Linked DNA regions of Homo sapiens: region 1 is linked to region 2. The links are chromatin contacts, found by Hi-C in ENCODE. All regions are on one chromosome and are shown on one strand. Each heading gives the region's core, a stretch centred on a gene start or an enhancer-like site at or near the end of the contact. The rest is flanking DNA. Distances are from core to core; before and after follow the strand shown.

The links. A loop is a pair of places that touch in the nucleus more often than their neighbours do. Pooled maps may share reads with other maps.
Region 1: a map of cardiac septum shows a loop between it and region 2 (15-fold over the local background). The contact joins two enhancer-like sites. A Hi-C loop is called at or near these places in 4 of 168 maps with a recorded cell type or tissue (cardiac septum, gastrocnemius medialis, heart right ventricle and 1 more) and 3 of 50 pooled maps.

The regions. Positions count from the first base shown.
Region 1 is chr9:119,048,180-119,053,825 of GRCh38, forward strand. No RefSeq gene overlaps it. Among named protein-coding and RNA genes, the nearest start is that of BRINP1, 320 kb to the right of the region's middle. Within about 2 kb of position 4,377, at least 8 of the 41 ENCODE cell types and tissues checked have a DNase peak (open chromatin) inside an H3K27ac peak, as active enhancers do; they include gastrocnemius medialis, heart right ventricle and psoas muscle, where a contact is called at or near this core.
Region 2 is chr9:119,000,429-119,006,015 of GRCh38, forward strand. No RefSeq gene overlaps it. Among named protein-coding and RNA genes, the nearest start is that of LINC02578, 320 kb to the left of the region's middle. Within about 2 kb of position 4,308, at least 12 of the 41 ENCODE cell types and tissues checked have a DNase peak (open chromatin) inside an H3K27ac peak, as active enhancers do; they include gastrocnemius medialis, heart right ventricle and psoas muscle, where a contact is called at or near this core.

The DNA.
Region 1 (5,646 bases), core at 3,127-5,626, 48 kb after region 2:
CCACATCTTGCCCGTCATTAAAATGCATTTCACAGTTACAGGAGCTGAAGGTTAGGATCATATGTTTTAGGAGCAGACAGGCATGGGCTGGAGTTGCTGCCGTGTGATTTGGGCAAGTCATATAACCTCTCTGAGCTGTGTTTTCTTCTATTAAAAAGTGGAAAACAAATATATCTATTGCAAAGAGATAGTGAGGATATAATGAGATGGTATATATAAAATATTTAGCACATATTAAAGATGCAAGAGTCGTGGCTTTGTCTATTTTTGTTATTATTCATAAACAATATGAATAATACTGTCTCACTCATAAACAATTTCTTTTTTACTCTACAACCTCATGCCAACCTTCTACTGCACTTATCTGATCTTGTTCATAGACTTTCTGAACATCATTTGCCACTTTCTAACTGTCCAGCTTGTTATACCCTCTTCCAGACCAAAACCCCAACATATACGTATACAACCTACAATCTAATCATACAGAATTTTACATTCATTCTTCAAACATGCCAGGATTTTGCAAGCTACTATGGTCTCCATATTTGTTACCCACCCCCCGACACACACACAGACACACAAAATCAATTGTTGAAAACTAATCCCTAATGCAATAGTATTAAGAAGTGGAACCTTAGGAATTCATGCCATAGCAGCCTGAACGGACTAAGACACAAGCCTTCTTGGTTTGTCTGCTTACCTGTCTTCCTTTCTTATTTTAATTAACTCTCTAAAACCAGCTTAGATTTCACCTCCTCATCTTCAAAAACAAAGTCCTCACTTGTGTGATGTGAAGTTCATCTATCTCTCTGTCATCCCATAGATTCCTCTATTAGCTCTATCATGGCTTTTGCCAGAGTTATCAATGTAATTATGTTCTTCCCCAGACCATGAATTTATTGAGGGCAGACATTCAATCTCATTTGCTTTTGTATTCCCAAATTTTAGCACAGAGAACATAACAGATGTGTGTTGACCAACTGATATTGGAGCATTTCTAATCTTTCCTCATAGATTATCAGTTCTTTCAGTTTGTGAATTGTTATTTACTTTTTGCTGGACTCCACTGTCTCTAGCACAACTCTTCATTTGTTCAACAAATACACTTGTGTGGCTACAATCTACTTGGACCTAACATCAATGATGAGGTATAGTGATTCACAGCATAGGAGAGGCAAAGCTTCAGTCCCTTATCTTTATGTCAATCCTGCCTGGGACACTCAGCAAAGAAAGAAGAGTCATCTGATTGATGGGAGCAGAGGCCACATTCTCTAAGGTGTGAGATTACTATGCCTTAAATACAGCATTTCATGCTTCTCATGTACATACTTAGACAAAAAGTAGCATCCTTAGGGCAATCAAGTCTAATCTTTTGTGCTTTGCTTTCTACACCCCATGGTAGAGTAGGTAAACTGAGTCACACTCTACTCCTCAAGCCTAGCCACGTTGTTACCCACCCTCCATTATACTTCTTTCAAGCAGCTCTCAGAAAATCAGCAGATGTCAAGATTTATAATGGAGAGAGTGTGTGCAATAAGAGAAGTAAATTCCCTGTTTAGACCTTAAACGAAAGTCATGTGCACCAGCCCAGTCTTTACCTAGAGTGCTGTGCTGCAGTATCAGGTGCTTAGGTAATTATTAATCCTGTTGTGTTATGACTTGTTTATTTACTAGCTCCTTGGGATCCCATAGAAGCAGCAGTGATTAGCACAACAGAGATCAGGGATTCTGAGATTTCTGACCCTAACATCATCTGATACTACCAAGATTTTAACCTTTATTTCAAAGAAATAAGTCTAAGCCCTTACCTAGTTGACTTGCTAGTCATGGAGACAGCCTTGAACACAAAAATTACATCACAGTGAACAAAGTACATAAAGAGTGATAAGAATTAGCAATGGTGTATTCAACCAGATTATTACATGAATGATCTTAAAGAACACGTGAGTTTTCCATGCTGCTTCCTCTATAGGCTGCACTATTATGTTCCTTATATTCCATATTTGGAAATCCCATAGGATAACAGCTATTTGTCCCATGGCCTTTAAAAGAGTTTCCATGCTCTCTAAAGGAGAAGGTGTTCAAAACTTCTCCCAGTCTCTACTTTCCACATCCCTCCAAATTTTTACAAGTTTATAAAAGCACATTGGATAATACTCATCTTCTTTCAAAAGTTTCAAAATTCTGGAAGCTCTAGCAAGTAAACTGATATCAAGAGAATGTGCAATGGTTATAAAATGGTGTAGTGTTTAGGCACAGATGGCAAAGATGAATCATACTGCATTAGTTAGCTATTGCCATAATAATGATGTAATAATGAACCACCCCAAATCTCAGTGGCTGATGACAACAAGAATTTCTTTTTCTTGCCTGTGGGTTTGTGGGTGGCTCTGGAAGCTTTGTTTTAGTGTCCAGGTCCAGTGGATTCATTCCCAGGATTCAGGTTCCATTTTGGTCTACTCCATGTACCTCTGTCCTCTCCTTGAATCAGAATTGTGAGGCATGTGTTTCTCAGGGTAAATCAAAGGAGTGCAAGTGAACAAGTCAGCATACAGAAGCACATTTTTACCTTTTCTCAAAGCATGTCTGCTAACACTCCATTGACCAAAACAGATTACATAACCAAGCTCACTATCTATAGCATAGGACAGTACTCTTGTACACAGTAGGAGAGCACCATAAACTTGTATGATGAAAGGTGTGATGAAAGGTACAAATGTATAATTCTGTAACAGAGAAGTGAAGATTTGGGACCAAATATCCAATGTAGCATATGTGCCTTCTGCCATTCATTCCTCTCTACCCCTGGCATGCATCACTCCTCCTGTCATGGCACTCTTTCCTTGCTTATTTTCAATGTGCAACTGATGGAAATGCTACCCCTGGAATTAATTATTGTTCTGGGAAATAAAAAATCTCTTTCTAGTTGTGTCACTATGAAGAAATCATTTCTTCTCACTAGGGCTCGGTTTCCTCATCTGTAAAATGAAGAAATTGGACTAGGTATTTTCTAATGTTATTTTGACTCTGACATTCTATGTTTTTGGTGATTTTTGTTCTTCAGAAGACAGTGTGGCACAATGATTAAGAATTTAGGCTCTGAATCAGACTATGTGGGTTTAAAGTATCACACCTGTATTTAACTTCAGGTGAGTCACTTCCCTCTCTGGCCCTCAATGTCCCCATTTGTAAAATGAGGATATTAATAGTACCTATTCATAAAATGTTTGTAAGGATTCAATGAATTAATGCATGTAAAGTCCCTAGAGCAATGCCTATCACTTTGATATCTTGATAACTAGAATATAATAAAAGTTTACTATTATTTCATCTCTCCCCGTCTCTCTCTCTCTCTCTAAATATATATGTATTATATCAGATACCTGTGTGTATATGATATCTACATGTGTACATATGTACATATAATTTATATTTACATATAAACTATGCATAATATAATCTCTGGGTCTAAAGTGACTTTTCAGCTCTCATCCCTTTCTGGCCATCAAGGAAGTGTTAAAAGTCAAGGTGGTATGCAACTATTTATTTTATATGATATGCATTATTTCTACTTACATTCTAATGACTACTATTTAATCATTTGACAGTAACAAGCTACAAGAGTAGCTAGAATATATAGTCTGTAATTGGGTGACCATATACACTGCTAAAATTTAGGATGTCCATATACACTGCTAAATAAGGGGAGAATAGATATTGGTGAACAATTAGCATTCTTTGCCATAAGAACTATACTCAACAGACAACAGTGTAAAGGATAGACATGGCCCCTGCCCTCATGAACATGTATGATGGACTTGGGAGATAGACCATGGACAATTATTCTTGCTGTGAATAGGGGTCAATGAAAAAGCAAGGCCCATAATAAGACCTGAAGAACAGGTGGAGTGGGCCACATAAAAGCTGTGGACGGAGGGAGTACAGGGCATTACCAGCAAATGAGACTGCACAAGTATCTGAAAAGAATAAATAATATGATACATTTCAAGAACTGCAAGACATTCTAAATGAAAAGACGAGGACAGAAGGTGAGGCTAGAAAAGTAAATAAAGAAAGTAGGAAACAGGGCTTACCATATTAAATTGTGTGGGCTTTAGTCTATAGTCCATGAGCCAACATCACAGTATTTTAAGCAAGGAAATGGGGTAAATCACAGGAGGTCCACATGACATTGAGAAAAGAAGTATTAGATGATGCATAAAGTTGGACAGTGAAGGAGGGCACTTTAAAACTGTCTTTTAGTGGGGGAATAAAATTGGAGCAGGGGAGGGAAGGGTGAACTCATAGAGAAGTTATGATGATCTAAGTTTAGCTGCTTGAGGGCGATTTGCCAGAGGCCCAGAACCCAGTTTACGGAAGCCTCGGGGCACCTGGCAGCACCTCAATTCTGCGTACTGCTGTTTCTCAAACCTGGCTGCATTCCAAAGAGCCAGGAAGGGTGAGAAAGCGGGACAGGGAGGGGAAAAAATGGCTAGGTGAACTTTTCTATCTTCCAACTAACCTCCGCCATTTGAAAAGTGAACTACTAGAGGAGCAGGGACAAGCAGAGACAGAACCCTGCTTGCATCCTGCGCAGCGGAGGAAGGAGCAGCAGCAATGCAGAGGAATTATTATGCTGCCTTGCTGGAGTCTTTAGAATAACCCCCCTAGGAGTTTAGATTGAAGTAGGGCAGTCGTAAGGCAGGCTAACCCATCCTCCACTTGAAGTGAGCTACAGCAGCCCTTCACCTAAGACAGCAAGTGGGGCAACTCTTGAAATCACTATGGCTCTTGCTTCCTTACATCTTATGCTAGGTTGGGGGACACTGTTCATGCTTCCATAAATCGCCCAAAGAATGTGTGCATCCCTGTCTTTCACTATATTTCTGCTACTGTTTAAGAAAGAAAAATCACTCAATGGTCACCTGTGTGAGTGTGTGTCTGTCTGTGTGTTTGTATACCAGCCCTAACTTTGCAGAAGTTAGTCTTGCTTTTTCCCACCTTTCCTCTTCCTGCAGCCCCACAGGACTAGAGAGAGCCTCTTGCTCCATTCCTGAGAGGATGTGTCAACCACCAGCAGCTAAGTCCCTTTGAAGGAGTTTAGTAATATTTTACTTGCCTGGGGTTTGCTGGCCAGAAGTTTGTTTACAAGTTTTGGTGAATTGCAAAGGGGAAGTTGAGAAAAATATTCTTTACTGGAAATCTTGTGTCCTAAGTGTAAGAGCCACTAGGACTAGCCTTTAGCGGTCATGGCATGGACTCAAGGGATAGTTCAGGTGTTAAAATGATGTGAATCAGCCCATTCATTCGTTCATTTATTTATTCTTTCCCTCAGCAACATTGAGAATCTAGCTCATACTGGACATAGGAGCAGCTGCTTGAAGACAATAAGGGAAATGACCATGTGGTTGTTGTCTCACAGAGCTTAGAATGCAGTAAAAGTGGTCAATTTTTTAAATCATAAATAATTATTTAATTTCAATGTGGATCATGCTAAGAAAAAGGGCAAGATGCTTAATGGTTAGGAATTAGGATGAAGAAATAATATACCAAAGGGTCTCTCAGAGAAAGAGAACTGAAAGACAGTGAAAATGAGTCAAACCAGTTGGATTGGGGTGAGCACCCTGGGTCCTAAGCTATAAATAA
Region 2 (5,587 bases), core at 3,058-5,557:
CCTTAGCTGAAGTTCTGCTAATAGAGCAGAGAATACCCAGATTGATCTAAATTGAGAGACTGCCGGGCTCAACTATTCATCAATGGGTAAAGACAGAGCACAGCAATGAGACCTCATTCACTATTTCAAGACAACTCCCTTTTACAGGTTGAGAAAAAAAATCAACATAGCCCCTTTCAGGTTTGTCACTTTAGTTTTATGGATGTCTCCAAACCGTAGGGCATTGTAGCTGAATGAGCCCACAGAATTTAACTAATCTAGCTCCTTCACTCTAGAGTACATGGAAACTGAGGCTTATAAATAAATGAATTGTTCAAAGTTCCAGGGCAACTCAAGGGAGACCTGGTCAGTGCTTCTCACTCTAGAGTTGTTTTTCGTGTTCGTTTGTTTGCTGCCCTAGCCTGTCCCATTGAGACAATCATTCTTTCATTGATAATGATTAGGGGTGGCCTGTGATAAGCACTAGGAAAACAGAGATGAAAATCTGTGTGTGAGTGAGTGTCTGTGTGGTATATGTTTACTCATAGCTGAGAAAGACATATACCCCTCAGCAAACTGGGGAAGTAAAAAAGGATTGAACCAGAGAAGGTATAGAAATATTCACTAATTTTATAAGGATTGCAGTGAAGGGGCACCTAATCTGTATGGCATTAGAAATGGTCAGGAAAGGCCTCGGGAAATAGTTGATGACAAAGCTAAGAAGAAAAGGTGTAACTAGGAGAAGAGGAACAGGACATTGTTTCCAGAGAGGGATGCAAAAAGGAATGAAATCAGTCATTCCTTCATAGAAAGCATGGACCCCACAGTCAGAGAAGTCAGACACACTCAACTGCAAAGGCTGTCCAGATGCATTTTAATATAATACTGTCTGCCTTACTCCCAATCCTCTGCTCAAATAAGACTGCTATTAATTCAACCTTCAAGACAAAGAATACCAGACACGGGGAAGTCGAACAGGGAAGTTGAACAACCTTCCCATGTTGTGTAATAAGTACGAGACCTTAAATTCAAAACCTCGCATCCTGACTCCAGATTCTGTGCACAGTCTTAACTACCTTAATTACCACGCAGCATGCTTCTCTGAAATCAAAACCACTAGAAAGTGAGTCTACCTTACATAGAAACATAATTCCAGCGAAAAGCATGCAAAAAGTTCAGTTTGGCATTTGAAACTAAAATGCATTAATATATTTAACTTATATAGTCAGAATTTATTTAATAATTTTAACTGAAAGCTAATTCATAAAATGATGAGAAAATGAACCAGGCCTTGATTTTTTGACAGTAATTTTTCTGACAAAATTGTATGATCAAATGAAATGAAATCCTTCACTTTGCATTTAACTTTCATATCATAATTAGGAGAAAAGGTAATTTTTGTAAAAATATTTGAGAGATTCATCATTTTTCTTCTGAGCCTTCTCCTAAGCTTTTGATATTCAAATATTTCTCTTTTGAAGCTTCTAATCATCTTCCATGTTGATTTTCTTTTTTTCAATTGTTAATTGGTTTAACTCAGCCAAATCCTTATTTGCGAATGGCTTAGGATGTGATTTTAGCAAATCTTAGCATCACTTTCATCAACTTCATGATATTGTATAGCTTTCACAGGACTACAATTTCACTTTACAAGTGAAATGCATTGTATTCTCATTATGATGCTAGTGCTCAAAATATTTTATAAAATCATGACAGCCTAAACGACAACAAAAAGTTTTTTTATCAGATGGGAAGAAATGGAGTAGACGCCTAGGCAGAGGTTAATTTTTTTTTTTTTTTTTTTTTGGTTTTTGTTTTGAGACGGAGTCTCGCTCTGTCGCCCAGGCTGGAGTGCAATGGCGCGATCTCCGCTCACTACAATCTCTGCCTCCCGGGTTCACGCCATTCTCCTGCCTCAGCCTCCCAAGTAGCTGCGACTACAGGTGCCTGCCACCATGCCCGGCTAATTTTTTATATTTTTAGTAGAGACAGGATTTCACCGTGTTAGCCAGGATGGTCTCGATCTCCTGATCTCACGATCCGCACGCCTCAGCCTCCCAAAGTGCTGGGATTACAGGTGTGAGCCACCGCGCCCGGCCGGCAGAGGTTAATTTTATAACAATAGTTTTATTGAATATTTTTGTGTAATGAAGACATTAGCACAATCATAACTAACTGAACTTAAGTAATAAACACGTATATAACAAGGATTCACATATATGCAAATGCCTTGAAATTCCCAAGGGTCTCAGAGCTGCCAAAGTAAAAAACAGGACCCCATCTGCTCAATTTGGAAAAAGGAACATCTTGGGGGAAAAAAAGCAGAAAAAAGATTTTATAAATAGAGTTGTATTTTTTATGTACATTCACTGTATATAACACAGCTCCTATTAGTGTATATCATCAAGTTTATGTGGAGTACAGATTTTTTCCAGCACTTTGATGACTGAGTACCTGCTGTGAGCTGCCCAGAGACAGTGTTTTTCTTGGGAGTTGAACTACACACAAGCTCAATAACTTGAAGTTCCCTTTGCCTAGAGTGGATAAAGGACTTTTGAAATTCACTACCTTGCAGGCACCATCCTTCTCCCAGTGAAAAATAAATAATTAGCTCTGTCTTCTTGATCTGAAGCTCACATTTAGAGCTAGGGAGCAGACATTTTAATGAAGAAACTGAATGACATCAGTGCTATCCACCGGTAATTCTTGGTTTAGAGGGTATCCCAAAAGTCCAGTTAATTCCTCATCGTCAACGAAGACAAGTAACAGAGACGTATTCTTCAATTCAAGGAGAGTAATGTTGGTGTAGAGATTCTCTCCTCCCTGTTATGCCCAGTGCCTTTCTACAAAGCTGGTTTGTGTGCAAAGAGCTGGCCATCTGTTGTGTCTGGGGATGCAGTGCATATGTCTGAGCATAGAAGAAATTCAGACTCTCAGTTTTACAGAACTGAATTCCAGAATTTTTTATGTCAGGAGCTTCCTGGAGCCAAGAAGTAAAGGAACAAATGTTTTCAGTGGACTGTTCTTTCAGTTTACATGTTAGGCTTGGAATCCATAAACCCCTCTATTCCCAAACTGTGACTCAACTCTGCTCAAGTCCACACATTTTTATTAAGTGTATCATTTGGTTTTTACCCATCACCATAAGAAACAGCACACACATAAACAGGCATGGGTATGCATGTAGACACATACACACTCACACACCCACCTCCCCTGCCCACACACACACAAACTCCAGCTTTCATTTGCTGTACAGGTTGTATATTCTAGGCACTGTGGTAAAATGTTTTTGTTCCTTACCTCTTAATACATACACCAACTCTGGGAGGAAGGTGTTTTTATTCCCACTCTACCATAAAGAAACTGAGGCAAGCAGGGTTAAGAAACATACCCGAAATCACAGCACTAACCAAATCTATGGAATTACAATTTGAAACCAGATTTCCCTGACTTCAAAGCCTATAATCTAAAGTTTTGTCTTTTTATGAAACATGATATGTGTGTGTGTATGTGTATAGTACTATTAATATAAAATATATGAAATATGTAAGAGGTGAGAACATCAGCTTTTTGGGAATATATTGGTGTAGGGATTCATTGAAGTCTGAGCTCATAGACTCTCGGAATTACAAGGGACATCAGATGACCTTAAATTACCCTGCACACAAATATCTGCACTGGACAGTAATCAGAAAGGGTGATTCCAAGAGCCTATTTCAACTGTGGGATGTTATTATCTTAATTATTACATGATATCAGTTGCTCCTTTTCAGATTACAGCATCTATACCTCCAGGGGTGTGCCAAGAATCAATGTTACAGGATAATAAGTATTCCAAAAGCTGTGTTAAAACAAAAAGAGACATATTGCTCAATTTAATGCAAAGTTTGCATGGGATGTTAACATAAAACAGGACTTTAAATCCATTTTGTACCTTTAGAATTCATTTCGAGCTACACTTCCTTAGATTCCTATGCATACATACTTAGGGCCTTGTGTCATAAAATTTTGTGGGAGAGGAGAAGTGATGAGCAAGCTCTCAAATATCATCTGACTAAAATTATTTCACTATCATTTCTAATTCACAGAATGTGTTTCCATATTTTGAGTTGAGATCTGCCTTTCCTTCCATCTCTAAATATTGAAAGTCCCTCTGTTGTAAATGCCCAATCCTTTTACTAAACATAATTTTCAGAATAGGATATAATTCTCTCTTTGTCCAGCCAAAGTCTTGAAGCAGATTTTATCTGGGCAGTCAAGTGGTTCCTCAGTCATATTCAGATCATTTGACCAGTGCAACTCGCTACTCTGAACCATGTAGAATCCAAATTACACAACCTTCCTGGCACAAAGCCAGCATTCCACCAGTTCTGTGACCCAGGGAAGGCCATTCCTTTTATGGTGCCCCAGTCTCCTTTTCTGGACAGCATGAAAAATGCAAACTGGTCATATCTAATGTTGACTGTTCTAGTTGGTGAACAGAAGCCCAGAGCTATGACATTTTAGAGCACTTGACCTTGCCCTGGAAGTCAGTGTCCTACAGCATTCCTGCGCCTCTTTTAAAATAATATAGCATCTGCAATCTCTGAAATGAGCCAGGCCTCCAATTCCATTATATCTCCTGCAGGCTAATATTTTTTCTGTTTAATTGTTGTGAGTAAATTTCAGAATTGAGCAACTATGTACGAGCAGCATCCTGAGTAGGATGAGGCACTGTTCTCTCCAATAAAGGATAAAGATCTAAACAATAAGCTAGGGATGGTTATGCCGTAAAGAGTCACCTTTGACCTCCTAGAGAGTGTCATAATGCAACAAAAAAAGTTTCATAAGTGGGAGAAATCCATGTCCCAGGGCTTTAATACTCTCCACCATCACTAAGTAGCTTATCGACACCAGCCAGTCCTGGCTAAAGAAACTGCAAGGACAAACTCTCTCCTGGCATTCCAGCCTCTCCATTACCCAGTCCATTGCCCTTCCTAGTCTAGTCTCCTCCTGCATTCCAATGCTCCTTCCTGTTTCTTGAACATGCATTCATGCCTCAGCACATTTGCAGGGGCTGTTTTCTCTGCCTCAGATGCTCTCCCTCAGCTTGGCAAATTCCCTATTCATCCTTCCTGATCCAAATTAATTAAGCTTGAGCTTTGGAGACACATTGAGCTGGGTTTGAATTCTTACATTCTAATTGGTGTGTGACTCAGGTAAACTATCTCTGAATTTGTAAATTGAGTACAACAATAATTATGTTATATAATTGCTGTGATTAGCACATTAAATGAAATTTTTGAAATTATTAGTAAAATGCTTATCACATAGTTGACACATGGTTATTTTTGTTATTTTAATAGCATTTTTATTGAATTTGAAACAGTATCTATCTCACTCTTAATTCCTTATTCTTAATTATTATCCAATAATAACACTTCTAGTATTCTAAACCAGAAGTTGGCAAACTATTTTTCTGCAAGGGACAAGATAATAAATATTCTAGGCGTTGTGGGCCATAAGACCTTTGTCATAACTACTCAACTCTGCCAATGTTGCATAAAAACAGCTATGGTCCCGGCTAAAACGGTGAAACCCCGTCTCTACTAAAAATACAAAAAAT